2 separate regions of the Homo sapiens genome follow, and region 2 is linked to region 1. A link is a loop called in an ENCODE intact Hi-C map of the cell type or tissue named here. Cell type or tissue: PC-9. All regions are shown on one strand.

Evidence for each region. Peaks named below come from ENCODE experiments on the same cell type or tissue, not always from the same donor. Only the 100,000 strongest peaks of a DNase experiment are listed, where the experiment ranks them.
Region 2: it touches region 1 in a loop (7-fold over the local background); 3 of 110 quality-filtered maps call a loop at or near these places.

The regions. Positions count from the first base shown.
Region 1 is chr22:27,666,116-27,674,115 of GRCh38, reverse strand. No RefSeq gene overlaps it. Among named protein-coding and RNA genes, the nearest start is that of CPMER, 45 kb to the left of the region's middle. RefSeq lists enhancers at 4,390-4,684, 4,490-4,784, 6,161-6,660. In PC-9, no CTCF peak of the experiment used is centred here; DNase peaks (open chromatin) are centred at 3,255, 3,715 and 4,525; H3K4me3 peaks cover 540 bases; H3K27ac peaks cover 3,415 bases.
Region 2 is chr22:27,401,659-27,409,658 of GRCh38, reverse strand. No RefSeq gene overlaps it. Among named protein-coding and RNA genes, the nearest start is that of LINC02554, 95 kb to the right of the region's middle. RefSeq lists an enhancer at 1,443-1,995. In PC-9, CTCF peaks have their summits at 3,402 and 3,603 (motif pointing left); no DNase peak of the experiment used is centred here.

The DNA.
Region 1 (8,000 bases):
CACTGCCACACACGTCCTTTTGCAAACACACACGGCCCATGATTGATTCTCTGCCGCTCCCCTCACAGCCCCGTGGGTCTGATTGAATGGCCGGCGTGCTGCCCAAACACCCTGCTGGAACCACTTCCCTGCCCTCTGCCCTAGAAGTCGTTTGTTTTTAGACACAGCGTTTATGTCCAGCTGAAAGGACACCAGCCTCCCTGGAGCCACCCCTCTAAGCTGGAGCCAGGCTGGGGACCGTCCCTGGGTGCTGAAGGGACAGAGGGACCTGGGTGCCTAGGCTGGGTGTGGTGGCCCAGGTGCAGCCTCTCACACTCAAGAATGGACACTGAATCCTAGGAGGACTCTCAGGCTTCCTGCATCTAGGTGACACTAGAATTGTTTGGGTGTTTGAAGATATTTTCACCCACCTTGACATTGAGAACAGCTTCAGGGAAGGAATCTTTCCTTCCTCCCTTCTCTTCCTTTATTTATTTATTTTTTTGGGAGTGGGGGTCTCGCTCTCTCACCTAGCTGGAGTGACAGAGCGAGACTGGAGTGTGCAGTGGTGCGATCCTAGCTCATGAGCCTCCAGCTGCTGGGCTCAAGCGATCCTCCTGCCTCAGCCTCCCGAATAGCTGAGACTATAGGCGTGTGCCACCATGCCTGTCTAATTAAAAAAAATTTTTTTGTAGAGATGAGGTTTCGCCATGTGGCCCAGACTGGTCTCAAACTCCTGGGCTCAAGCGATTCTCCCACCTTGGCCTCTGAAAGCACGGAGATTATAGGCGCAAGCCACTGTGTCCGGCCAGAAACTGTTTCCTTTGACATTAATTTTGCACCTCCCATGAACTAGAGCCTAGCAGTCTTGGGTCTGGGCCTATATGAACAAATCCATAGGACAACCTCTGCTTGTCAGAAGACCCGGCTCTGGAATTTAACGGACCTAGGCTTGAGTCTCAGGCGCATGCCTCAGCGTCCTTATGTTTTAAATGGAATGATAAAGCTGGCTTTGGAGGGTGGTTGAGAGGGTTCCCAACACCCTGGATGAGAGAGAAATGCTTAGCACAGGTCTGGCACACAGTAGGTGCTCAGCCCCACTTCCTTTCTTTCTCCTTCTCCTCATCTCTCCTGGTCACTGTCACCTGGCCTTCTACTACCCCCTGGACATGTTCTATAGAGAGGGGAGCACTGGGCCAGGAGCACTAGAACCCTGGGTCCCAATTCTCACTTTTCTGGACCTTGCTGTGCAATGTTGGGCAAATATCTGGCCTTCTCTGGTCTGGCCAGATCATCTCAAGAACACTTTCTCGTGCTGTGGATCCAGGTTGTGACCTCTTGGGAGAACTGGACTCAGTTTCCCCTTTCTGTGTGCTTTCTATCCTGCCTGGTTCACAGTAGGTGCTCCAGGGACAAACATGGAAATGAGATGAGTGGGTCATTAGCGATATCTGGACACCAAACTGTGCAGATCTGGTTTGGAGGCCCTGGCTGTCAGAATGGTGCTCATTCTTCTGGGAGAGCTGGGCCAGGGTGGGGTGGGGGAGGGGAGAGGCTACTGCATTTCTTATTTTTTTGAACCTCTAAGGCCTTATCCTGTTCTTGCAGCCCCAGCCTCCACTCCTAGATGACGTGGGATTAGGGGGCCAGCTCTGGCTTCAGAGACCCCTATTTCTTTTTTTTTTTGAGTCGGAGTCTCGCTCTGTTGCCCAGGCTGGGGTGCAGTGGTGCGATCTCGGCTCACTGCAAGCTCTGCCTCCCGAGTTCACGCCATCCTCCTGCCTCAGCCTCCCGAGTAGCTGGGACTACAGGTGCCCGCCACCACGCCCAGCTAATTTTTTGTATTTTTAGTAGAGACTGTTAGCCAGGATGGTCTGGATCTCCTGACCTCGTGATCCGCCCACCTCGGCCTCCCAAAGTGCTGGGATTACAGGCATGAGCCACCATGCCCGGCCCCTTCTTCTCTCGCCTAACCCACCCCCACTCCCCTCCCCCTCCCCTCCCCCCTCCCCTCCCCTTCCTTCCCTCCCTCCCTTCCTTCCCTCTTTCTCTCCCTCCCTCCCTTCCTCTCTCCCTTCCTCCTGTCTTTCTTCCTTCCTCCCTTCCTTCCCTCCCTCCTTCCTTCCTTCCTCCCTCCCTGCTCCCTCCCTTTCTTTCTTCTTCCCTCCCTTCCTTCCTCCCTCCCTTCCTTCCTCCCTTCCTTCCTCCTTCCCTCCCTGGTCTAGCAAGAGAAAAAAAAAAGGGCCCTGTACACCCACTTGCTACTTCACCCACCAACCCATCCCATCAGCAATGGGTGAGCGAGGCCAGGCCCAGTGCCAGGCAATGAGTATACAGCAGAGAACAAAACCACCCTGGTTTTGCCCTTAAGGGGCTTTGAGCCTGGTGGGGTGACCGCTATCAGCAGGCAGTGTTCAGTCCAGGCTCTGAAATTTAACAGACCTAGGCTTGAGTCTCAGGCGTATGCCTCAGCTTCCTTATGTTTTAAATGGAATGATAAAGCTGGCTTTGGAGGGTTGTTGGGAGGGTTCCCAACACCCTGGATGAGAGAGAAATGCTTAGCACAGGTCTGGCACACAGTAGGTGCCCAGCCCCACTTCCTTTGTTTCTCCTCCCCATCTCTCCTGGTCACTGTCTGTGATCCCCAGGCAGTGTTCACTCAAGATATTGTGTGATGGAGATGCACAGGCCATGGAGGAGCCCATAGAAGGTCCTAAATCAGCTCGAGGCAGCAGCTATCTGGGCAGGCTGCCTGGAGGAGGGGATGTTTAGGAAGACACCTGCAGGAGTTAGCCAGGGGAGGAAGCAAGGGATGGTAAGTGTTCCCGGCAGAGGGAACAGCATGTGCAATCCTCTGGGGTGACAGCAGCACTCTCAGGAACTGAAAGGGGCTCAAAAATGGCTGGAAATGGAAAACCAATAAGACTACCACCATCAACAATCATGGTGGCCTTCTCGATGTGCCCAGCTGCCTCCTGCATGATCTCACTAAGCCCCTCCGGAAATCCACTCCTGTTTTACAGACCAGGAAGCAGAGGCCTGGAGATTCAGAGACTCACCTAGGCCCCGCAGTGTGTATGGGGCCCAGGGCGGAGCTGGGGTTGGATCCAGGCTGCAGAAGCTCAGCCTCCTCCCCAGGACAAACAGCCAGGCTCCGGTGGGGCAAGAGAGGCAGGGTCCTGGGGAAAACTTCCTCCCAGAGCTCCCCCGGGCCAGGCCTGGAGGCCCCGGGGAGGCCCTGCGGGTGGGGGCGGGGCGTGGGAAGGCTGTAAACTGGCTTGGGGCGGTAGGGCTTTCCTGTCGCTGCCGGTGGCCCCCGCCTTTGTCCTCATGTGTCACTGAGGAATGCAGCTACAGTCCAGATAAAGGCAGCTTTGTTTGGAGACCTCAGGAGGGGGAAGGGGGAAGGGGGAAGGTGGGGAAGGGGCAGAAAGAAGCAGGCTGGGGAAGGGGAGGGGTTACCATCACCTCCTGGCTGATCCCAACCCCCTGGCTCTGGGCAGGAAGCACCTATGCCCCCGTGGACACCCACATCCTCTGCCATCCCCTTAAGGCACTTCCTGACTTTGGGCAAGCAGCTCCCTCCTCTCTGAGCCTCAGTTTCCTCATTTGGATGATGGGGATCATCTGTCAACCTCTATGGATAGTTTGGAGGTTCCAGCCAAGTAAGTCATATGGTTGATTTGACTTGCAAGGCATATTGATGACTAAGAAAAAGACAGCCCAGAGAGGTCAAGTGACTTGCCCAAGGTCCACACAGCTTGACCTTGGAAGGAGTGATGCAGTCGGGTGTTTGCCAAGCATTGAGGGGGTGGGGCAGAACGAGGCTGGGATCCCAGGCTGCGCCCTTTGATGTGGCAAGCAAGAATGACAGGTGGTCCCTTGAATGTATGCACTTGCTCATGGAAGCCTCACCAGGGTGGGCGTTGAGTTTGCCCTTGGTCACTACTGTCCCCATGCCCCTCGGTGCCTGGCACAGGTAGGCAGGAATGCTCAATGATTTAAACCCACAGCCTCTGGGGCCAGGCGGCTACCACCTGGGGCTGTGTGATCTTGGGCTAGTCCTGATCCTCTCCATGTCTCAGTTTGCCCCTCTGTAAAACGGATCTAATATGAGGACTCCCCTCACGTGCACAGGCCGTGGAGGAGCCCATAGAAGGTCCCTAAATCAGCCTGAGGCAGCAGCTATCTGGGCAGACTGCCTGGAGGAGGGGATGGGCAAGTTCAAGGAGATGATCTGCACAGAGCCTGGCATCGGTTATTCGGATTAGTGGGACAATGGCTATCTGCTTGCTGGCTGCACAGAGGATTTTCCCAAGGTCATGGCCGAGGGTGCGCTGGGATCAGCCCAGGCTCCTCTGGGCTGTTTCTGCCCAGGAAGGAAGGGTGTGAGTCCTGCAGTGCAGGGGTGAGGCGGTTGAGTGCAGGAGGAGTAGGCATCATGTGCCACCCAGCTCCAGGCCGGGCTCTGCCCTTTTGAGAGGAGGTGTCATGTGGGTCTGGAGCTAAGGGACGTGGCCCCCTGGCCCCTCCTCACAGTGACGGATGTGGACAGACAGATGGTCTAGGGCTGGGCACGCTTAGTCATGGCCCAGATATAACCTGGGCCCCATGGGGCGGCTCCCTCTGTCTCACTGTCTCACAGCAGCTGCAGCCAATCCCAGTGGGTCTGAGGCCTCACTTTGCCTACTGAGTGGGTCTCAGCTCACTCTCTTTGGATGCAAGAGGAAATGGAAGCCCAGAGAGGGGAAGTGACCCACTCAAAGCTGCACAGCAAGCGAGGGACAAAATCATCTGGTCACTCACTGACTTGGCAAATATTTCTGGACTCTGAAGAGTGGACTAAGTCCATCAGGGAAGAACATACCTAGAGAAAGCACTGACTTGGACAAAGGTACAGAGGAGAAGTTCTGTGATGGTTAAGGGTGTGGGTACCAGTCTGCTGGGATCCAAGCCCTCTCTGGCACTTGCTGTGTGACTTAGAGCAAGTGAATCAACTACTCTGTGCCTCTGTTTCCTCACCTGTAAGTTGAAGATATTCACAGTGTTTATGTCATAGGGGTCTTATGAGGATGAAATGAGTTCATTCATGCAAGATGCTTAGCATGGGTCCTGGCACACAGTAGGTGCTCAATAAACAGGAGCTGTTAGGAAGGCATGGGGAATGAAGGACATGTGGAACATGGGAACCACCAGCCAGTGGTTGGTAGGGAATGTCTAGAGCCCAGAGTGGGGTGTTGTGGCCCCATGTGGAAGCTTGGGGAACCAGGGCTTAGCCTTGTAAAGAGAGTGGGTGGGGGCAGGGCAGGGTAAAGGCTGGGAGGTTCTGGCAGGAGGCAGGAATTCTAGGTGAGCAATACTGGGGCGATGAAACTAGAGCAGAAATGGAGGCAGGGACGAGAAGGAGGTGGAAAGGAGGGGCTTGGAACCTGTCTAAATGTGGCAGGAAGAGGAGGGGTGTCATCCAGGAGAACCGTCCCGGGTTCCAGTGGAGGAGAGGAACCTACAAAGGGAGAGATGGAGCCCCTGACTGGTGGGGCCAGCCACTCTCTGAGAGTCTCTGAGGTGCCCAGCCTGGCCCAGGAGGTATCATCATGCTTAGGGTGGCAACAAAATTTGCAGGCTGCCGTGTGAAACAAAACTGCAGTCCTCCTTGTTTAAAAGGCAGGAAAAATGTACAGTAAAGGTACTAAAATAGGAAATGTTTGCCCTTCTTCCGTGAGTCTCTTCTGCTCACCTGCATGCTTCACTGCCCCACTGGGCTTCACTTACAAAACATAGATAGGTGCAGAAATTAAGAATTTCAAGATGGTGGCCGGGCATGATGGCTCACATCTGTAAACCCAGCACTTTGGGAGGCTGAGGTGGGCAGATCACATGAGGTCAGGAGTTCAAGACCAGCCTGGCCAACATGGCGAAACCTTGTCTCTACTAAAAATACAAAAATTAGCTGGGTGTGGTGGCGCATGCCTGTAATCCCAGCTACTTGGGAGGCTGAGGCAGGAGAATCACTTGAACCTGCGAGGCAGAAGTTGCAGTGAGCCGAGATCACGCCACTGTACTCTAGCTTGGGCAACAGAGGAAGACTCTGCCACACACACACACACACACACACACACACACACACACACACACACAAAGAATTTCAAGACGGTAACAGCAAAACATAAACCCAGCTTGGAGCCTTTCTGAGCGCCGGGCTCTGTGCAACTGCAGAGATCTCATGGCCGTAAAGTTGGCCCTGATTCATGCCCATTCTGCAGAGGAGAAAGCTGAAGCTCAGAGAAGTGAAATATCCTGGTATTCTCACTCCAATTCCAGAACCCCCTATATTCTGCACCCCCTTCCAATGCTTGCTCATGTCTAATTGTTATTCACCAATCTCCAGAGAAGGGTTCGAAGCAATTGATGGTAAAATGCAGGAGCTGTTAACACAGGTGCAGTGGAAGGCACACCATGACCCTGAGGGAGGACGCCGGCCTGGGAGCTGTGTGACCTTGGATGGGCCGTGCAAACTCTCTGTGCCCACAGTCCCTCTGCAGAGACTGGTTCAGAACTCCTGTTTCCCCAGCCCCCAAGCCTTGCCTCCCTTCCTGACCCATATTCCCCTTGGTGTCTGAGGCTTGAAGCGGTTATAAAAAATAAAACCACAGTCCCCTGATGTGCTTTCTGGCTTCTCAGGCCTTATTTTTTTTGGCCGCTAAGGAGACTAATAAATGGCTTGCCACTTGACGTAATCATTAAGGGCTCCACTGAGCTGTGGGCAGTGTTTTCTCTCCTCCTTGGCCGGGCCTGGGGCGCACAGCCACCGAGGGTGGCAGTGATGGATGGTGTCATCATGGGGCTTGCCCGGGGGAAGTGCTGGTGGTGGTCGGCCATGGCTCTCTCTCCTGCAGGCTCCTGGGCTATTCATTATGCGAAGGAGGAGCTGAAGCGTGGGGGTGACGGCTGGCTTCCAGAAGGAGCATGGACTGGAATTCCAGGCGGAGTGTGGGCCAGGGTGTATATAAAGATTAGTGTTCGGGTGCAAAGAGTCAATTGATGAGTGGCCAATAAACAGAGGGAAGGAAAGCAGGGTATAATCCAATAATATACATTAAAACATTTTCTGAAGTTAGAAAATTGGTAAAAACTTTAAAAATAGAATTAAAAAATTAAAAATTAAAAAATTACGTGATTGTTTGCAAAAATGTTCTTAATTTGCCTCCCTTCTCTGTATCTGTATCCTTTGCAATGTGGCTTTGCAGTTCCTCCCATCAAGAGATAGAGTCTGTTTCCCACTCCTTGAATCAAGCCTCAGTCATGTGACATGTTTTGGCCAATAGAATGTGGTGGATGTGATGATGTGATTCTGTACCTGTTCTGAACCTCGGCCATAAGGGACTTGCAGCTTCGATTTGCTAACCTGAAATTCTGCTGCTGCCATGGAACAAGCCTGGGCTAGCTTGGGGGAGGAGGAGAGACCATGTGGAGTAGAGCCAAGCTCTGGACATTTGAGAGAGCCCGGTAATAATCAGCAAAATCAGCCAGTGATGCACAAGTAGGCTGATTGAGATCAGAAGAACCAGCTGACTGACCTGTGGATGCATGAGCAATAATAAATGCTTACTATTTTAAGCCATTGAGTTTGGTAATGGTTTGTTACACAGCAATAGCTGACTGATACAAATCATAATGCCCAGTATTGGTGATGGTGTGGGGAAATAGGCTTTCTCACACATAAGTAGCAGAACAGTTTGCTAAAATTTTGCATATCCATTGAAGCAACAACAACAACAACAAAAAATGAAAGGGTTATTATGGAGATTCTTTTTTTTTTTTTTTTTAAGAGACAGGATTTCATTTTGTCACTCAGGCTGGAGCTCAGTGGTGCAATCATAGCTCACTGCAGCCCCAAACTCTCGGGCTCAAGTGATCCTCCCACCTCAGCTTCCTGAGTAGCTGGTATTACAGATGTGTGCCACCAAGCCTGGCTACTTTTTCTTTAATTTTTTGTAGAGATGGGGTCTACCTATGTGGTC
Region 2 (8,000 bases), 260 kb after region 1:
AATCAGAGCCTAGGCCTATCTGGGTCAAACTTATGGGCTTTTTAGCTCTGTGGCTGCTCAAGCTCTGTCTAGGTCTGTAGCAGACAATGACTTCCTGAATTACCCTGGTCGAGTTGTTTGCCCTTGAAAATGATGGTGATGGATCAGTCAGCCTCTACTCCCTTGTGGTCGCTTCTTGCGGGCTTGCAGAAGGCCGTGCGTTTGCTTGTGTGACAGTGTATCTCCACGCCTTTGCACCCTGTGAACTATGCATTCCTGTGTCAATAGAGCCTGCGCAGTGTGAACGGATATTCGAATGTGTGTGGATCAGATACGCACCCTCAGGGGAAGTCAGCAGAAAGGAAGCCCCAAGTTGGCCAGCAAGATCCAGTCAATCTATGCCATTTTCCTGATACCCCCAGCTCTTGACACAGAGTCTAGATGCCGTGGTTCTGCACGAAGTGTTTGCTGAATGGCTAAGTGAAGGTCTGTGCAGGCCTGGAGGGATGTATGTGTGTGTGTGTGTGTGTGTGTGCGCTCACGAGTCTATGTAGGTCAGTATGGGAGCACACAGGTGTGAGGCATAGACTTCCATAGTGGGTATGAGGTAGTTACGAATAGGCCAGGCAACAGCTGTGTGCGCTCTGGTGAACTCAAATTCTCTCGTGAGTCTGCATGTGCTTGTGTAAATCCATGCAACCTTTTCATGAGACCACTTAGGTGTGTGCTGGGTGCGTGTCACCCAGAAGGTCAGGGGAAAATGTGCAGCGATCGGGCTAAGGCCTCTAGGGCACACGAATCTGGGGTGGACTGCTAGCTCTGCCACAGGCATGCTGTGTGACCTGAACCTGGTGGCCTTCCTTCCCAGAGGCCCTACTTTCCGTAACATGCACACAATTTCCACACCTCCCTTGTAGAGATGTAGAGGCGTCCCCAAGACAGTATATGTCAAATACTTTACCCAGTGCTTGGCACGCTGTAGGTTCTCAATTAATATATTTTTAAAAACTTCTTGTGTACCACTGGAGTTGGGGGCTGGGCTCCTGAGGACTCCAGGTTCGAGGCTAAATTTGCAGGTCTGCCACCTTCATTTAACAAATATTAATTGGGAACCTAAACTAAGGCCAGGAACACCTGGCGGCACCGCTAGGTATTGTGTCGGGGGCAGTGGCTCTCACAGTCTCATGGAGGAGTCAGGCACAAAGGAAGTTATTGCATTGATAATAATTCCAGCTACCTAACAGGGTACTTCATGGAGGGATAAGGTCAGAGATGACAGGAAGGGCGTCCCTATGGAAATGGTACTTGGCCTGGAGTCTGAAGGATGAGTTAGCTGTAAGGAAGTGAAGAGAAAGAAGGAAAAACATTGCAGCCAGTGGGGACAGCATGTACAAAGGCCCTGTGGTTTGCAGAAGTGTGGTGAGGGGAAGCCCTGACGGGAGGAAGTTCCATTGTGGGTGGAGGCTGGGGAGGAAGAGAGTGTGGGTTAGAGGGGCTGGTAGGGGTTGGTCTTTGTGGCTATGGGGGAGAGGGAGAGTTTGGCCTCCATCCTAGGATTCCAAAAGCCATGGAAGGTTTAAAGAAGGATGTGACAGGCTCAGATCTGGGTTTTTGAAAACTGCCTCTGGCTACCCCAAACCTGGAGTGGACAGCAGCCTTAGGTTGGGAGAGACATGTAGCTGATCCTTCCATGTTAACCTGTCCTGCCAGGGTGACCCCAGGGGAAGGATGTGGCCAGCACAGCCTGTCGGGAGGCAGGGAGCCCAGGTCCCCCTTCGCCTCCAAGCTGGTGGGCTCATTTACATGATTCCTGCTTAATTCTCCCAGGGTATGCAAATGTATGCAAACCACAATCCAGGAGAGGCAAAAATAGCAGGGCGCATTAGCATCCCCCACAGGAATATTGTTTTATGCAAACGATGTGCTTGGAGCCTGCTGAGCAGGCGGAAATGAAAGATGCCTTCCTGGGGGCTCCGGCGAGTCCACCCACCTGACCTTTGCCCTCCAGGACCCTGGCCAGGCCCCTGCTGGGAGGGAAAAGCTCTGGGGTATGGAGGCAGGTGGTGGGTGGAAGACCCTGGCTGCCCAGTGGACAGGGGCCAGTTCAGGGTCCACGGGGTGGGAGGACCCCTGATCCCGCCGCTACCCTCGTCGTGCCCTGGCCTCCACCCTCTGACTGTCTGGTCTTCCTCCCTCCTCTATTCCCCTTCCTCTGCCCTCTGTATGTTGTCGCCTTCCTCTTTGCTTCTCTCTCTCTGATCATTTTTTCTCTTCTCAGCCTCCTCCGGCCTTTCCTTCTCTGCTGAGTCTCTGCCTGACCTCCTGGTCTGCTACCCCAGAATTTGCTCTCGTGCCCCTTGGTCCTTGTCTCACCCCGGGTCTCCATCTTCTGCCCCTCCTCGCATCTCTCCCTGTCTCTGTGGCACCCCGCCGCTTTGTCCCTGTCTGTCTCTGCGATTTCCTGGCTCCCAGTCTCTGTCTCTCTCTCAGTCTGTATCCCCGTCATCTGTCTGTCTGTCTCCATCTCAATATGCACCTCTCTTCACTCCCTTCTTTCTGGCTCTGTCGCTCCCTCTCTGTTTTGTTCGGTTTTGATTTAATTTGTTTTTCTGGCGCTCTCTCTTGTTCTCTTCCTGTCGTTGTCTCTACGCTGCGTCTCCGTCTATTTCATGATCTCTCTGTCACTTTTGCTCTGTATCCCCCACCCCACGTCTCCCTCCTTGCCTCTGCTCTGCTTCTTCTTCCTTAAGAGACCTGGAGACCATCCCAGGACTCACGGCAGCAACCCTTGCTCACATCTGGAGCAGGGGCTATTGGGCGATGTGGGGAGAAGCAGGGACGCCTTCATGCCCCCAAATTCCAGTGGTCACCCAGACCCCTGATGGCAGCCCACAGGAAGGAGCCTGGTCTAGACAGGCTGTGGGTTTTGAGAAGAGGCTGAGCCTTCCCTGATCCCTGGAGGCCTAGGTCTGGCTATGCTGGCCCAAGCTTGCCTGAGGCTGAGGCTGGAATGTTGGGGAGAGAGTAGATAGGAATTAGGCCTGGTTCCCTCTGGGCAGGGACATGTCCTGGCAGCAGATACTTCCTGGCTGTGTGATCTCTGCAAATGGTTTCATCTTTCTGAGCCTCAGTTTCCATCTCTGTAAAATGGGTCAGTACTGGTGTCCAAGTCTTGGATTGGTTGTGGGACTGGCCTGACTCATTGCCATTGTTTACATGTGTTGCACTTACTCAATATTAACCACTACTGTCATGATTGTCATTGCTCCCATATTTCCACTTAAGCTCTTGGTGCCTCAGTTTCCTCATCTGGAATATGGAAAGACTATCTCCTGCCTTTGGGTTGTTGTGGAAACTGGATGATACAGTTGCAAACTTGGCACATAGTAGGTGTTCAATAAACTACCTTTTAAAGTCTTCTTAGACTAGCTGCATGACTTTGGTAAAGGCATGGCTGCCCCTTTCTGGGCCTCAGTTTCCCCACCTGGAAGGAGGTCAGCGCAGAGCACCCTCTGAGGTCTCCTGGCCAAGCTGCACTGGACTGGGGCTCCTCGGGTGGCTGCCAGTCGGTGGTGACTCCACAGTGCCACCAAGTGGCCACCCATGTCACCATGGGGCAAACTTGGGGGCTGGGGACCGACCTGTGTCTAACCTCCCTATCCCTGCTGCAACCCCAGGCCCATTACACAGATGTAACAAGGGCCCAGAGGGGAAGAGCTATGCCCAAGGGCATGCGGCCATGAGTAGAGAGGAAAGCCTAGATTTCTGGGGCTGGATCTCGCTTAGACTTGCTGGGTGACGTTGGGGCAGTGCATTCCCCTCTCTGAGCCATGCTATCCTCACCACATCAGACTGGCCTGGAGGCTTCCTCCAGCAGCCACATCCTCCATCCCTGTGGCTGGTCCAAGGCTACATCACTTCGGTAGTTCACAGTTTTATTAAGCGCCTACTCTGCGCTGAATAGAGGATAAATAATACCAACAATGACAATGACAGTGATAATAATAATGGTAATTATTCACCAGCAATGAAAATGTTCTGTGGGTCAGGCCATGTGCTCAGCATTTGCTCAGTGCCAGCTCATTTAATTAACACGAGGTGGAACTTTCTAAGCACTTTACAGCAATTAACTCATTTAATCCTCACAACACAGTGAGGCTCAGAGAGGAAGGAGAATGCATGTTTTTGCCATTAAATTATTTCACTATATATTTAATGAGCACCTAGTATGTGCTGAGCCCTGTGCTCAGCCCTGGGGGTCCAATGGTGAAGGGCATAGAGATAGTCATGGATCACATGAGCTCACTGTTTAGTGGGGAGAAATACAGTAAACAAACAAACAAAAAATGCCCCGGAATGCAAACTTAGGAAGCATTACAAGAGATTGGAAGGGAATGAAGAGGGAACAGTGAGAGGGAAGAGGGAGGGAGGCAGGTAATCAGGGAATGACAGCCTGAAGGAGGAGGTATTAAAGCTGAGGCCTAAGGGAGGATTGGGAGCCTGCAAACTGTGGAGGTGGAAGGACCAGCCTGCGCAAAGGTCCTGTAGTAGGAGGAGGCTTGCCCCATCAAGAAACGGAGAAGAAGCTATGGCAACCCTCCAACCCAGGAACCCCTCTGCAGCCCCAGATTCCGGTGAAGTTTATATCAGGGGTTCTCAGCCTCTGAGAAAATTACCAGGGAGCTTAAAAAAAAAAAAAAAAAAAAAAAGCCAGGCACAGTGGCTCACACCTGCGATTCCAGCACTTTGGGAGGCCAAGGAGGGCGGATTGTTTGAGCTCAGGAGTTCAAGACCAGCCTGGCCAACGTGGTGAAAACTCCGTCTCTACTAAAAAACATACAAAAATTAGCCTGGTGTGGTGGCGTGCACCTGCAGTCTCAGCTACCCGGGAGGCTGAGGCATGAGAATCACTTGACTCCAACGCTGTGGTTTTGATAAACTTCAATGGCTTAGCATTGTGTAGGGGAGGAGGGTTTCTTTGAAGATAATATTTATCAGTAATTTTCCCCTTTGTGGCCCAGCCCTACCCTGGGGGTCACGTGAGCCAGGATGACTCTCTATGCAGAGTCCTGACTTCCTATCTTATAGACCCCATGTAACAGTTGTGCTAGTAAGTTAACCACAGGTGCCATCTGGGGTAATCTTTGCACCATAATGACCCCCGTAGAGCCTCAGAATGCACACCTCCCCAAAAAAAAGAGTGACCCAAATAAGGCAGCCTTAGGCAGGCTCCACTGAGCTGTGCCCAGAAAAGTGTCCCTCTGGCCATTGCTGGCCCATCCATGGGAATCTTGATTAGAGAGACTGAGGCCACATCTGCATGGGAATCGATTAGAGAGACTGAGGCCACATCTGGGCTGAGTGAGAGTGCTCTGGGATGAATTAGTAATGTCTGCTCTGGTAGCAGCCTGGGGGTTTGGAGGGGTCATTTCTGATAGACTGTAGCTACATTCAGGTTTAGGACATGAGGCCACCCCTGAGAGGTAGGAAGGTTCCAGGCCGACTCCATGGCTTGCCAGCTGTGGAGCCTGGGGAGGCACTAACTCTCAGAGCTTTGTTTCTCATCTGGAAAGTGGGTCCAATAGTTGTATTGTATTAGTTTGCCAGGGCTGCCATATCATAGTGCCACAGACTGAGTGGCTTAAACAACAGGCATTTCTTTCCCCAAGTCTTGGAAGCTAGAAGCCCATGTCAAGGTGTGGGCAGAGTTGGTTTCTTTCAAGGCCCCTCTCCTTGGCTTGCAGATGGCCGTCTTCTCCTCACTGTCTTCATGTTATCTTCCTTCTGTACATGTCAGTGTCCTAATCTCTTTTGCAGATAGGGACACCAGTTGTGTTGGATCAAGACCTACCCCAATGACATCATTTTACCTTAATTACCGCTTTAGAGATCCTATTCCCAAATAAGATAACATTCTGTGCTACTGAAGTTTAGAACTTCAACATATAAATTTTTGGGGGACACGATTCAGCCCATGAGTGCTGCAACTGAGGGTTTCCTATCCATCCAGTTGCCTGAGGCTATACAACAACAGCATAACAAAAACTTTTAAGTGATTTTTAATGATTTAACTAAATAAAAAAAAATTTTTTTGAGACAGGGTCTCACTCTGTCACCCAGGCTGGAATGCAATGGTGTAATCACAACCCACCACAGTCTTGAACCTCCTGGGCTCAATCCAACCTTCACCTCAGCCACCCAAGTAGCTGAACTACAGGTATGTGCCACCATGCAGGCTAATTTTTGTATTTTTAGTGGAGATGGGGTTTTGCCATGTTGCCCAGGCTGGTCTCCACCTCCTGGGCTCAAGTGATCTGCCCAACTTAGCCTCCCGAAGTGCTGGGATTACAGGTATGAGCCATCACACCCAACCTAAAATGTTAATTTTGCTCGTGGATCTGTGAGTTGGGCAGGGTTCAACAGGGTCAGGTTGTCTCTGTTTCATGTAGCGTCAGACTGAGATGGCTCTAAGGGTGGGAGTGGGAAACTTCTGAAGCTTGTTTGCTTACATAGGTAGTTGATGCCTGCTGGGGCTTTTGGGTGAAATGCTCGAGCACAGCCTCTCCATGTAGTCTGGGCTTCCTCACAACATGGCAGCTGGGTTCCAATCACAGCTCTCCAAGGAGAGTGTGCCGTGAGGAAGCCATAGTACCTTTCTTGACCTCATCTCAGAAGTCATGCTGCATCCTTTCTGCTGTATTCATTCATCTATGCTATTGCAAAGACCTGCCCCATTTCAAGGGGATGGGAATTTTTCTGCACTTCTTGTTCAGCAAACTTGGAAAACACAATTTGCTGTAATTAGAGACGAGGCTGATGAGGCTCAGAAGAGGAAAGGCTTTGTGCAGGCCCACACGACATGGGATGCCTGGCCCCTCCATTCATCCTAGAAAGCCCCTTTGAAAGTGTCCACTCCCCAAGCAGGAGCCAGTGAGGTGGCCTCCCTTCCCTAGGTCCCACATAAAGGCCTGAGGCTGGACCTCCACTTGGCCTGTGGAATGGATTTGACACCAGGAGAAAAATATTAATAAGTGAATTTCTGCCTTTTTCTTAGCTCCTTACCCAAATATTGCCCAGCAGGAAGTAATCAGAGTCTCCGTGGTCCTCCTGGCTGGCTTAGTTCATCTAAGACCCCCTGTTCTTCTCTCCTCCTTCCTATTTCTCTGTTTCTTCTCTTTTTTTGTTTCTCTCTCCCTCTCTCCAGGTCTCTATATGTTTGTCCCTCTATCTATCTATCTGTGTCCTTGTCTTTCCCCTTCTATCTCCCTCATATATTTGGATCCCACAGAGACCCTGAGGGAGGGACCTTCCTGCCCCCAGGAAGCATTGTCTTCCTTGGAACCATGCTGCTGGTGGTTCAGTACCTGGGTCCATTTGCTCAGGATGCCCGCCTACCTCACTTCTGGTCCATCACGGTGCATCCAAGAAGGAGGCTGGGAAGAAATGCACCAACTGTCTTATTGGTTTATCTTACTTAAATTTTAAACAATTAAGATAAAATTCACATAACGCAGTATTAACCATTTTAAAGTGGCCTTTGGCACATCCACAATGTTGTCCAAATACCACCACTGTCTAGTTCCAAAACATTCCCAGCACTCCAAGATAAACCCCTGCACCCGTTAAGCAGTCAATCCTCATCTCCCCCTCCAGCAATCACTAGTATTTGCATTCTGCTTTTCATGAATTTACCTGTTCTGCATATTTTAGGTAAATGGAATCATACAATATGTGGCCTTTTGTGACTGGCTTTTTTCTCTTAGCATAATGTCTGCAAGGCTCATTCTTGTTGTAACACGAATCTGTACTTCATTCCTTTTCATGGCTGAATAATATTCCATTGCACAAATAGACCACCATTTGTTTATCCATTCATTTGCTGATGGACATTTGGGTTATTTTCAACTTATGACTATTATAAATAATGCTGGTAAGAACATTTGTGAACAAGGATTTGTTTGAGTCCCTGTTTTCAATTATCTTGGGTATATACCTAGGACTGGAATTGCTGGGCCATTGGG